Linked DNA regions of Homo sapiens: region 2 is linked to region 1. A link is a contact called in ENCODE Hi-C or POLR2A ChIA-PET data. All regions are on one chromosome and are shown on one strand. The core of a region is the stretch at or near the end of the contact, and the rest is flanking DNA. Distances in the headings are between cores, read along the strand shown.

Region 1 (4,770 bases), core at 1,837-4,336:
TTCTATTAATGGTAATGCCTGCACATGGCTTGACACATAGCAGCTTTCCAGCATGAGTTTACTATTATTATTATACTTGTGGTACTCAGTATGAGAAAAAAGTATGACAGAAAGTACTTTCTCTGACGTAGACTTGGAGAGCATGGAAGGTATAAGGATTAAATCTTGGTATGATCCTTCTACATACTACCATTTGTTGAGCACTTAGTATATGTCAGGGTCTTGCAATGTGCTATGCTCCTTACACAATTTCATTTAATCCCCACCACAATCTTGGAAAGAAGGTGAAACAGGCACTATTGTTACCCCAGTTTTCCATAAAGGGAATGAGGTTTAGAGAATGATATGCCCAAGAACACAGAACTAATAAGTAGCAGAGCCAAAACTAGAACCCATTCTCCCTAGGGCCATCACAGTAGACTGAGTCCTCTTCTGTTGCGAATAATCTTAACATTTTGGGAAATGCATACACTTCTCCAGTGTTTAAACTTGTATAATAGGCCGGGTGCAGTGGCTCATGCTGTAATCCCAGCACTTTGGGAGGCCACGGTGGGTGGGGCATCTGAGGTCAGGAGTTCAAGACAAGCCTGGCCAACCTGGTGAAACTCCACCTCTACAAAAATACAAAAATTAGCCGGGCATGATGGCAGGTGCCTGTAATCCCAGCTACTCAAGAGGCTGAGCTGGGAGAATTGCTTGAACACGGGAGGCGGAGGTTGCAGTGGGCCAAGATCACACCATCGCACTCCAGCCTGGGCAACAGGGCGAGACTCCGCCTCAAAAAAACAAACAAAAAAAAACTTGTATAATAATTTGGGTAGGATTTTTAACAGTCATCTTTCTCATCTTTTATCCTTCAAGTGATGCAATAAATAACTATTTAAGGCCAGGCTCACACTTGCAATCCTAGCACTTTGGTAAGCTGAGGTGGGCAGATCACTTGAGCCCAGGAGTTCGAGACCAGCCTGGGCAACACAGTGAGACCTCATCTCTACAAATTAAAAAAATAAAATAAAATTAGCTGGGTGTCACAGTACACGCCTGTGGTCCCAGCTACTCAGGAAGCTGAGGCAAAAGAATGGCTTGAGTGAGGGGGTCGAGCCTGAAGTGAGCCGTGATTGCCCCACTCACTCCAGCCTTGGCAACAGAGGGAGACACTATCTCAAAAACATAAGTAAAATAATACCAAACCTCCCCTAATAATTTTAACTTTAATTACAGCAAAGGGAGGTTAACAGAGTAGAGAAAGCAAGCTAAAGGGTCAAAAAAGCAACAACATGAGGTGAGGCAGAAATCTTGAAATCTCTCATGTCCACCTGAATGTACAATCGCATTACAAAAGGAAACCTGGTATTGTATCTGAAATAGTTTACGTAATAACACATACACCCTCCATACAAAATATCTTCAGTAGCTCCCCTGCTGCCCTACTGAAGGATCTGCAGGATAAAGTCCAAACTACCCAAATATGGAACGTTTGTGTCAACGGTTTACCCACCTTTTCAGGATGGTCTTCTTCTCACCTCTTCTACACAGGCCATCTGTTCCTACTCAGCCATGGCCATGCCATGTCCACAGCCAGCTCTGAAAGCCCTCTGTCTTCTCTGCTAATCCAATTCCACTACTTACAACTGTGACTTTGGATATACTATTCAATCTCTTTAAGCACCAGATTCCTCATTTGTAAAATGAGGAATGAGGGTAACATCCACTTCAGAGGGATGTTGTAGGATTACATGAGACAATTGTAAAAACATGCAGGGCTGTGCCTAGCATATAGTAAGTGCTCAAAAGGTGATAGTTTTGGCCGGGTGCAGGGGCTCACGCCTGTAATCCCAGCACTTTGGGAGGCCAAGGCGGGTGGATCACCAGAGGTCAGGAGTTCGAGACCAGCCTGGCCAATCTGACAAAACCCCGTCTCTACTAAAAATACAAAAATTAGCAGGGCATGGTAGTGTGCACCTGCAGTCCCAGCTACTCGAGAGGCTGAGGCAGGAGAACCGCTTGAACCTGGGAGGCGGAGGTTGTAGTGAGGCGAGATCGTGCCACTGCACTCCAACCTGGGCAACAGAGTGAGACTCCATCTCAAAAAAAAAAAGTTTGATATATGCTATTAAGCAGGAAGACTGAACTGTAGTTAAGAGGCCTTAGTTCTATCCCATCAGTCAGCTGCACAACTCTTTCCCCTGTCTTCCTCATCTGTAAAACTAAGTTGGAGCACATATGTATGTCTAAGGGCCTTTCTGAATCAGATATTAAGCACGGGATTCCTGACAGTGTATCAACTGATTCTGCATATAAGCTTATTTCTACTCAACCTCCCTACACAGACACACCCACCATAGAAATCCTAGAACTGTTTACTCTGCCTGAATCTGGTGTTTGTAACTGGACAAGTCACCACTCTGGACCTCAGTTTCCTCATCTGTATAATGGGAATGGAAAAGGCCAACATTAAGGGGTAAGGCTTAAACAAAAAGCACATATGGCAGATCTTCATGAACCACAAGCCCAGCGTGATGATGATACCACATTAGTAACCACAGTCTCTTCGGTCAGGGCCCCCATATGCAGCAGGCGGAGCTGCCCATTAGACGTGGGATCCAATTTCAGCCCAGCAGTTGTTGCCTACATGAGCTCTGACCTCAACTCCTCAGAAGAGACCAGGCACTTGACAGACATCTTACTCAATCACCACACTGAAATCTTCCAGAGCAGGTTTTATATCCCCAAGGAAAGGGGGGCACCCCTGCTTTTCCTAGAACGGAAACGACAAATCCCCTCCACTCGTTCCCACGAAGCTCCGCCCCAGCCACGCCAGCGTCATTAACATACATTTACGTGCATTTATATACTATACAGTTTGGACCCGGATCCCACGGTGGCGACAGGGTTGGGGCAAGGGTAACACATGGCGACAAAGGCCAGCACTTGTGGGGCCTGTATGGTCCTACCTGGCTTCGCTCTCTGTGTTCCCGCTGCCGGGACTTAGCCGCCTTCCGAAAAGCCGCCGCCATGTCTGTACAGCCTTGGAAAAGATCAGTGGAGAACGCCGGATCCGCACTGCCTCTGCCGCCAAGTCCACTGATTCCTACCGGAAATAGGCCTAGCCGCCGGCGGTTTAGAACCGCCTACTTCCTCTAAGCAACCTATCCGGAGCCGGCTTTCAGGAAGTACGTCATTTAACAGAGGCAGTCACCGCAGGCTGCTTCTGGGAAGTGTAGTTTCCCAGATATAGTCTCGTGACTCTATAAGAGCCAGTTCTTATTCGCTAGCGCCTGTCCACGCTACCCAGATCTCGCCTTCGCGCTTGGCCCGCGTGGGCACCTGGGAACACGTGGCTGGCACTGGCCTCCGTCTGAGCTGGGCTTAGCGTGTGCGCATGTGCAGTCACTTACAGCTCGGCACGGGTTGCTGTATCTAGAAGGTATGTTTAAAGCTAGAGCAGTACGGATTTAACAGTTTTGGGGCTGGCTGGGCGCGGTGGCTCACGCCTGTAATCCCAGCACTTTGGGAGGCCAAGGCAGGCGGATCACGAGGTCAGGAGCCTGCCCAACATGGTGAAACCCCGTCTCTACTTAAAAAAAATACAAAAATTAGCTGTGCTTGGTGGTGCGCGCCTGTAATCCCAGCTACTCGGGAGGCTGAGGCAGGAGAATCACTTGAACCTGGGAGGCAGAGGTTGCAGTGAGTCGAGATGGCGCCATTGCACTCCAGCCTGGGCAATAGAGTGAGACTCCGTCTCAAAAAAAAAAAAAAAAAAAAAAAAAACACTGTTGGGGCTCAGGACTCACCACTCCAAAATATGACTGTGGGAGGCCAGAATATGCCACCCCAAAATATATATTTCTCTGGCTTGTTTCTTAAAGCTGGTTATGCTGAGAAACTGCAGATACAGGAGTTGCTCTGAAAAGCTGTCCTTCCTTTTGTAGAAATAAATTTATCACCTACAAAGGAAATCTACATTTTTAGTGAGGTATCTGTGTCAAGAAGAGGGCTGACAACTATTACTTCCTGAGAGATTTTATCTCCATAACAGGACATTTCCTCCTCTCACCTTCCCATAATATGTGTTGCCACCAGCCCCCAGAGGCCCCATGCCACTATTCTTTTCTGTAACTTGGGACACTATATAAACTTCATTCATCTGACCTGTCCATTTTTTGCTCCTCTACAACAGTGTACAGGAAAAAATATTCTATAGAGAGACAAGAGACCTTAAAACCATAACTGGCTCTGCCATTCACTTACAGGCTGTGTGACTTTTGGCAGGTTTCTTGACTTTAATGAGCATCATTTTTCTCAAGCATAAAATGAGGATAATAATAACATACACTTCTTGCCTCATATTGCTGTCAAGAGCTCACAGTTGAACTGAGGAGTCATATCTGTAAAGAGCATAGAAGGAAATCACCCAATGACAATAGCTATAAAGTTCTGAGTCCCTCACATCCCTAAGGGAATGGCTGGTTGACGATATGCGAATCAGAGGCAGTACAAGGTAATGACCCATGAGGTGTGTTCTGATGCCACCCCAGTCAAGGTAAAGTTAGATTCACTGAGCCTCCATCTCCCCATCTGTAAAACTGAGGTAATAATAATACTATACCCACAGGACTGTTTTGATGATTAAACGAAATATGTTGGTTTTTTGTTTTTTGTTTTTTTTTTTGAGACAGAGTCTCGCTCTGTTGCCCAGGCTGGAGTGTAGTGGCATCATCTCGGCTCACTGCAAGCTCCGCCTCCCGGATTCACACCATTCTCCTGCCT
Region 2 (4,780 bases), core at 1,744-4,243, 160 kb before region 1:
TGAGGATAAATAAGTATAAATATTATATTTGCCTCCAGGTTATCTTTAAAAATGTATTTCCCTCTCCCTCTACCCCCCCGCCAACCCCCACCAACAACTGTCAGTGCCTCCTGAATGCTCCTGGGTATCAGGAGTGCCGTGCTGAGAGTCTAGGGTCCTGAGCAAGTGGCCTGCTTCCCCTGGGCTTGCCCCCATCACCCAGGGCATGGGTAGCCAGAGGTGGCAGTGCACCCCAAGAGCCTATTGATGCCCCCTAGGTGAGGAAGGGGATGCCCATGGCCCCTGTGGTGCAGAGAGTCAGCCTCCAAACAACACCACACAAAGAGATGACAGGGGGCTTCGTCCTCGCCAGTAGGTCTGGCTGGCATGGCCAGGGCCACAAAGGAACTGGGGTCAGAGCCATGGGCTGGGTATATCGATGCTCAGCTGCCATGATGCCAGCTTAGGAGGGACTAAGGTCCCCATGTTGGGGCTAAGGAGGTGCAGGCACCTCCAATCTGTGGGTCATTGGATTTTAAGAAAGCAAAACCTACTCAAATAACTCAAGGAAAAAGGGGAGCGGGGAAGGAGATGGGGATTGTGTCCCCCCATACACACACACACCACTACCACTGTGATCTACTGAACTAGCAGTGTTTTCCTGGTGTTCAGGAACTGGTGTGTTTAGAAAGCACCCCATGAGAGCCACCAGTGTGAAGTGAGAAGGGGATGGAGGGGCTCAGAGCCCCACTGGGCAGGCTGTGAGCGGCAGAGGCGGCACCATCACAGGGCACCTTCTGCGCTTCCCTCCCTCCTCTCTGGGGCTACCGCCAGCATCCGCTCTCTGCCCATAACAGCCTTTCAGTGTGTGAGGAAGAAAACAGGCCCCGCATGCATCTCCAGGCTAAGCTGCCTCGGCTCTGCCTCATGGGACAATATTTGCAGTCCCCTCGCTGACCCCAGCTCCCAGCCACTGTCCTCCAAATGAGCCCCATCTGCCAGCATTGCATAAAATATGGGTCACAGTGGAATCGGCTCAGTGTGGGACCAGAATTGCAGGTCATGGGCTGCCCCAAGCATCTTGGGAGAGACTGCCTGTCCTCCCTCCCTCTTGCCTGCCCCAGACTCAGGCCAAGCGACCTTCTTGGACTCTATATCGGGAAAGGGGTGGCACCATCCCAATGACATGAAAAATGTCCCCAAATGGCATAACAATAATAGCTACCGTGTGTTTAATACTTCCTGTGTACCAGGCATTTGACTGATGACTTTGCACACATAATCTTATTTTGTCTTTACTACAATAGAGGTAGTGTTATTTTCACTTTGCAGATGAGGAAACTGAGGCCTAGAGTGGCTGGATAACCATCTTAAAGTCATACACACAGGAAGAAACAGAGACAGGCCTTGAACCTCGGCCTTTCTCAGCCCAAGGCTGTGATCTTAACCACAGCTCTACACTGCCCATAGGATTTTCATAAAGCGACAGAATCCAGCTGCCTATGTGTTCCCCTCTCAGTGACACTAGGGAATGGGAGCTCCAGAGTCACCACATGAAGACCAGAGCTCCTCCAGAATCCTATGAAGAGATGAAGCATCCCTAATCACTGGAACGTGACCAGTCTACATCTACTACCTACACCCAGGATCATGCCATTTCACTTTCTGAGCTCCCTGTGGTGTGATCAGAAACCATGGGCTATGTCAAGCCTGGTAAATGGAACTTGGGTAGTAAGATGAGAAGAAATTCAGTGATGGAAAACCCCTAGAAGGCACCCAATCTAACCCCTTCATTACACAGAGAAACCCATACCTAGTAAAGGGAAGAGGCTTTTTGGTACCACCAAGCTTAGAGCTGCAAATGGAAAATGGATTTCATCTCATATACCAACTCTGACCAGTTGGCTGGCTTTGAGCATTGTATTAAGAATTCTAGGGCCATATTTGGGTTCAGTGGGAAGGAATGCTGTAGTTAACCAGCAATGCTCACCATGGTTTCTAGAAGTAATGGTAGCAAGCATGCCAACCCAAGACTGGGTCTCAGGTCTCCTGAATGCAAGTCCAGTGCCACACAGGCACGAGCACTTTAGTCAATTACGAAACACTCTAGAAAAACCTATTCAAGAAAATTATGAAACAAAAGCGTCACGAAGTGTCTCAGTGGTTTTCTTAGGCACAACATATTTGGTTGCAAGGAACAGAAACCCACTCAAGTTAGCTTAAGTAAATGATAATTAATTGTCAGGATATCACAGGCAATTTCACAGATGCTCAAGGACAGGAAACAGCACATCTAGCCCACAGGAGCCCAGAAGTGGAATTGAAACCTCAGGAACAGACGCCATTCTCTTTACCTCTTAAAGCTGCATGTGGCAGAAAATGTTGGCTACCTATACAATAGCTATACCTCGTCCTTCTTCCTTGCTAACAGAATGCAGAGTTTGCTCAGATATCAGGCTATAAAGAGACCAGCCCAAGGGAGCATCATGACTCGTCTAAATCAGCCTTGATAATCCTATTCTCCTTTGTCAATGATTGGTGTATCCCAGTTCTGGGCAATGACGTAGAAGGAAAAGTCTGTATGGAGCTTAGTGGAAGAAGGAGACACATGGAGAAGCTTATCCTTCCCTTCCAGCTTTAGATGTGGCCACATGAGGTTGTTTCCATGTGATCGGTCCAGATTGGTGAGGTGTATCCCCCTGCTCCAATCATCCGTGAGTAGCTCTGAGATCACCTGCTACAGTTGGCTGACCAAGACGAGATCACTCACATTCTGAGGGTAGTAAAGTGAAAAGCTGACAAGAAACTTGATGAGACTTGAACCACCAGCTACAGCTTTCCTGGATTTGCCCCATCTTCTCATATCCCTCTTAAGTGAGAAAATAAGTGGGCATATCATTTAAACCTTTTTCGGTGGTACTGAAAAGCCTCTTCCCTTCTCTAGGTATGGGTTTCCTTGTGTAATGAAGGGGTTGGATTGGGCAATTTCTAGGGGTTTTCCATCACTGAGTTTCTTCTCATCTTACTAAACCTTTTTTAGTTTAGTCAGTTCTGCTTCTTCTTTTTTTTTTTTTTCTGAGACAGTCTCACTCTGTCGCCCAGGCTAGAGTGCAGTGGCATAAGCTCGACCCACTGCAACCTCTGCCTCCCAGGTTCAAGTGATTCTCATGCCTCAGCCTCCTGAGTAGCTGTGACTACAGGTGCCTGCCACCATGCCTGGCTATTTTTAATTTATTTTTAGTAGAGACAGGGTTTCACCATGTTGACCAGGCTGGTCTCGAACTCCTGACCTCAAGTGATCGCCTGCCTCGGCCTCCCAGAGTGCTGGGATCACAGGCGTGAGCCACCGCGCCCAGCCTAATTCTGCTCCTTGACACTACAATATCCTCCATATTTTATTTCATCCTCTCCATGCTTTAAAGTCCTCAACTGTAAAATGTGTAATAATAAAATTGTTCTAAGGATTAAAGGAAATGGTGTATATAAAGCACCTTAAAGGAAATGGTGTATATAAAGTGCCTTGCACAATTGTTAACAAGCTTCACCAGTTACCCTTAGAAATCATTATTATTTGTGCTAGCTGAGGTCCAAGATGGCCACCATCAATTCCTTCCCTGCCTGTAACACTGCCATTTTCCCCACCGAGAGGTGGAGTCTATGTTTCCCACCCCTTAAGTCTAGGGTAGTCTATGACTGCTTGGACAAACAGAACAGGGTAGAATTGATATTATGCCAGTTCCAGGCCTAGCCCTTAAGAAGACTGGCCATTTTTGCTCCCCTTCTCTTCAGACACTTGCTGTTAGGACACTTCTACTTAGAACCCAACTACCATGCGGTAAGAAGCCCAAGCCACGTGGAGAGGCCATTTGTAGCTACTCTGGAAACAGCCCTAGCAGAGTTCCCTGACTATAGACAGTGTCAATTGCTATGATTGGCATCCATCCCAGCTGGGCTTGCAGATGACACCAGCCCCAGCCATAGTCTGATTGTAACAGTATGAGTGACCACAAATGAGAAGGACCTAGCCAATTCTAGTCAACCCACAGAACATGAGAGATAATAATAAATTGTTGTTATAAGCCACTAAGTTTTGGGCTGGTCTGTTATACAGCAAGAGACAACCAAAACATTATTCATATATTTATTATGTCTGTTTCTCTGCATTCCCCCATAACTCTGACTTGCATGTGAAGGGGAGTGTGTCCCAGGAGCAGGTGGATAAGTTGGAGCATCTACTTTGGCCCCAACTCTACATGACTATTCCATTCTAGTGCCCAATACCATCTTACTGATTTAGTCCCTGTGTCTATGTTCCAAATGCTAAAAGAATAAGTCTGATTGGTCAAGTGGAGCTAGGCGCTCACCCCTAGTAAAACCATTTGTGATCAAGAAAAAAGGTCATGTGCTCCTTAGTACTGTATGGAGTGGGGGTGGGAGGATTGTAGGTACAGAAGAAATAGTATGTGTCTCTTGCAAGATATCTCTCAATTCATCTATTTTATGTTGGTTTTTTTCTCAAGCACAACCTAATTATCAAGGTGGCTTCAGGAGCTTCAGCCACTACATGCTCTCAGGTTCAAGTATATGAAAGAGAACCACACTGTTTTCTGGTAGCTCCTCCCAAAGTCCTGGGATTCACCATGAACAAATTTGCAATCAAGGAGAAGAGATGATCTGATTGGGGAGGCCTGGACTATAGACTCTACTTGTGGAATCTAGAGCCATTTCCATGCAAGGGTGAATGGATGTTGGTGTGTGCATGTCACAGGGGAGAGTACAGGAAGCTAAATAACAAATCCCC

What was found. Hi-C counts contacts between places; a loop is a spot of excess contacts on that map. ChIA-PET counts read pairs that join two places held with the same protein, here RNA polymerase II (POLR2A). Pooled maps may share reads with other maps.
Region 2: a loop to region 1 is called in a pooled map, with 5 times the contacts of the local background. The contact joins the enhancer-like site here to the promoter of UTP11 in region 1. A Hi-C loop is called at or near these places in 1 of 168 maps with a recorded cell type or tissue (GM12878), 8 of 37 single-sample maps with no recorded cell type and 6 of 50 pooled maps. POLR2A ChIA-PET finds 5 or more read pairs at or near these places in 4 of 52 experiments (A673, Caco-2, GM12878 and 1 more).

The regions. Positions count from the first base shown.
Region 1 is chr1:38,011,050-38,015,819 of GRCh38, reverse strand. UTP11 (UTP11 small subunit processome component) reads right to left here and starts at 3,086. Exons shown (of 8, transcript NM_016037.4): 1 at 2,955-3,086. The coding sequence starts at 3,017.
Region 2 is chr1:38,171,449-38,176,228 of GRCh38, reverse strand. All of the region lies in intron 2 of LOC105378654 (a long non-coding RNA gene), which reads right to left. Among named protein-coding and RNA genes, the nearest start is that of LINC02786, 32 kb to the right of the region's middle. RefSeq lists enhancers at 1,630-1,709, 2,381-2,430, 2,481-2,530, 2,541-2,590, 2,871-3,130. Within about 2 kb of position 2,993, at least 2 of the 41 ENCODE cell types and tissues checked have a DNase peak (open chromatin) inside an H3K27ac peak, as active enhancers do; they include GM12878, where a contact is called at or near this core.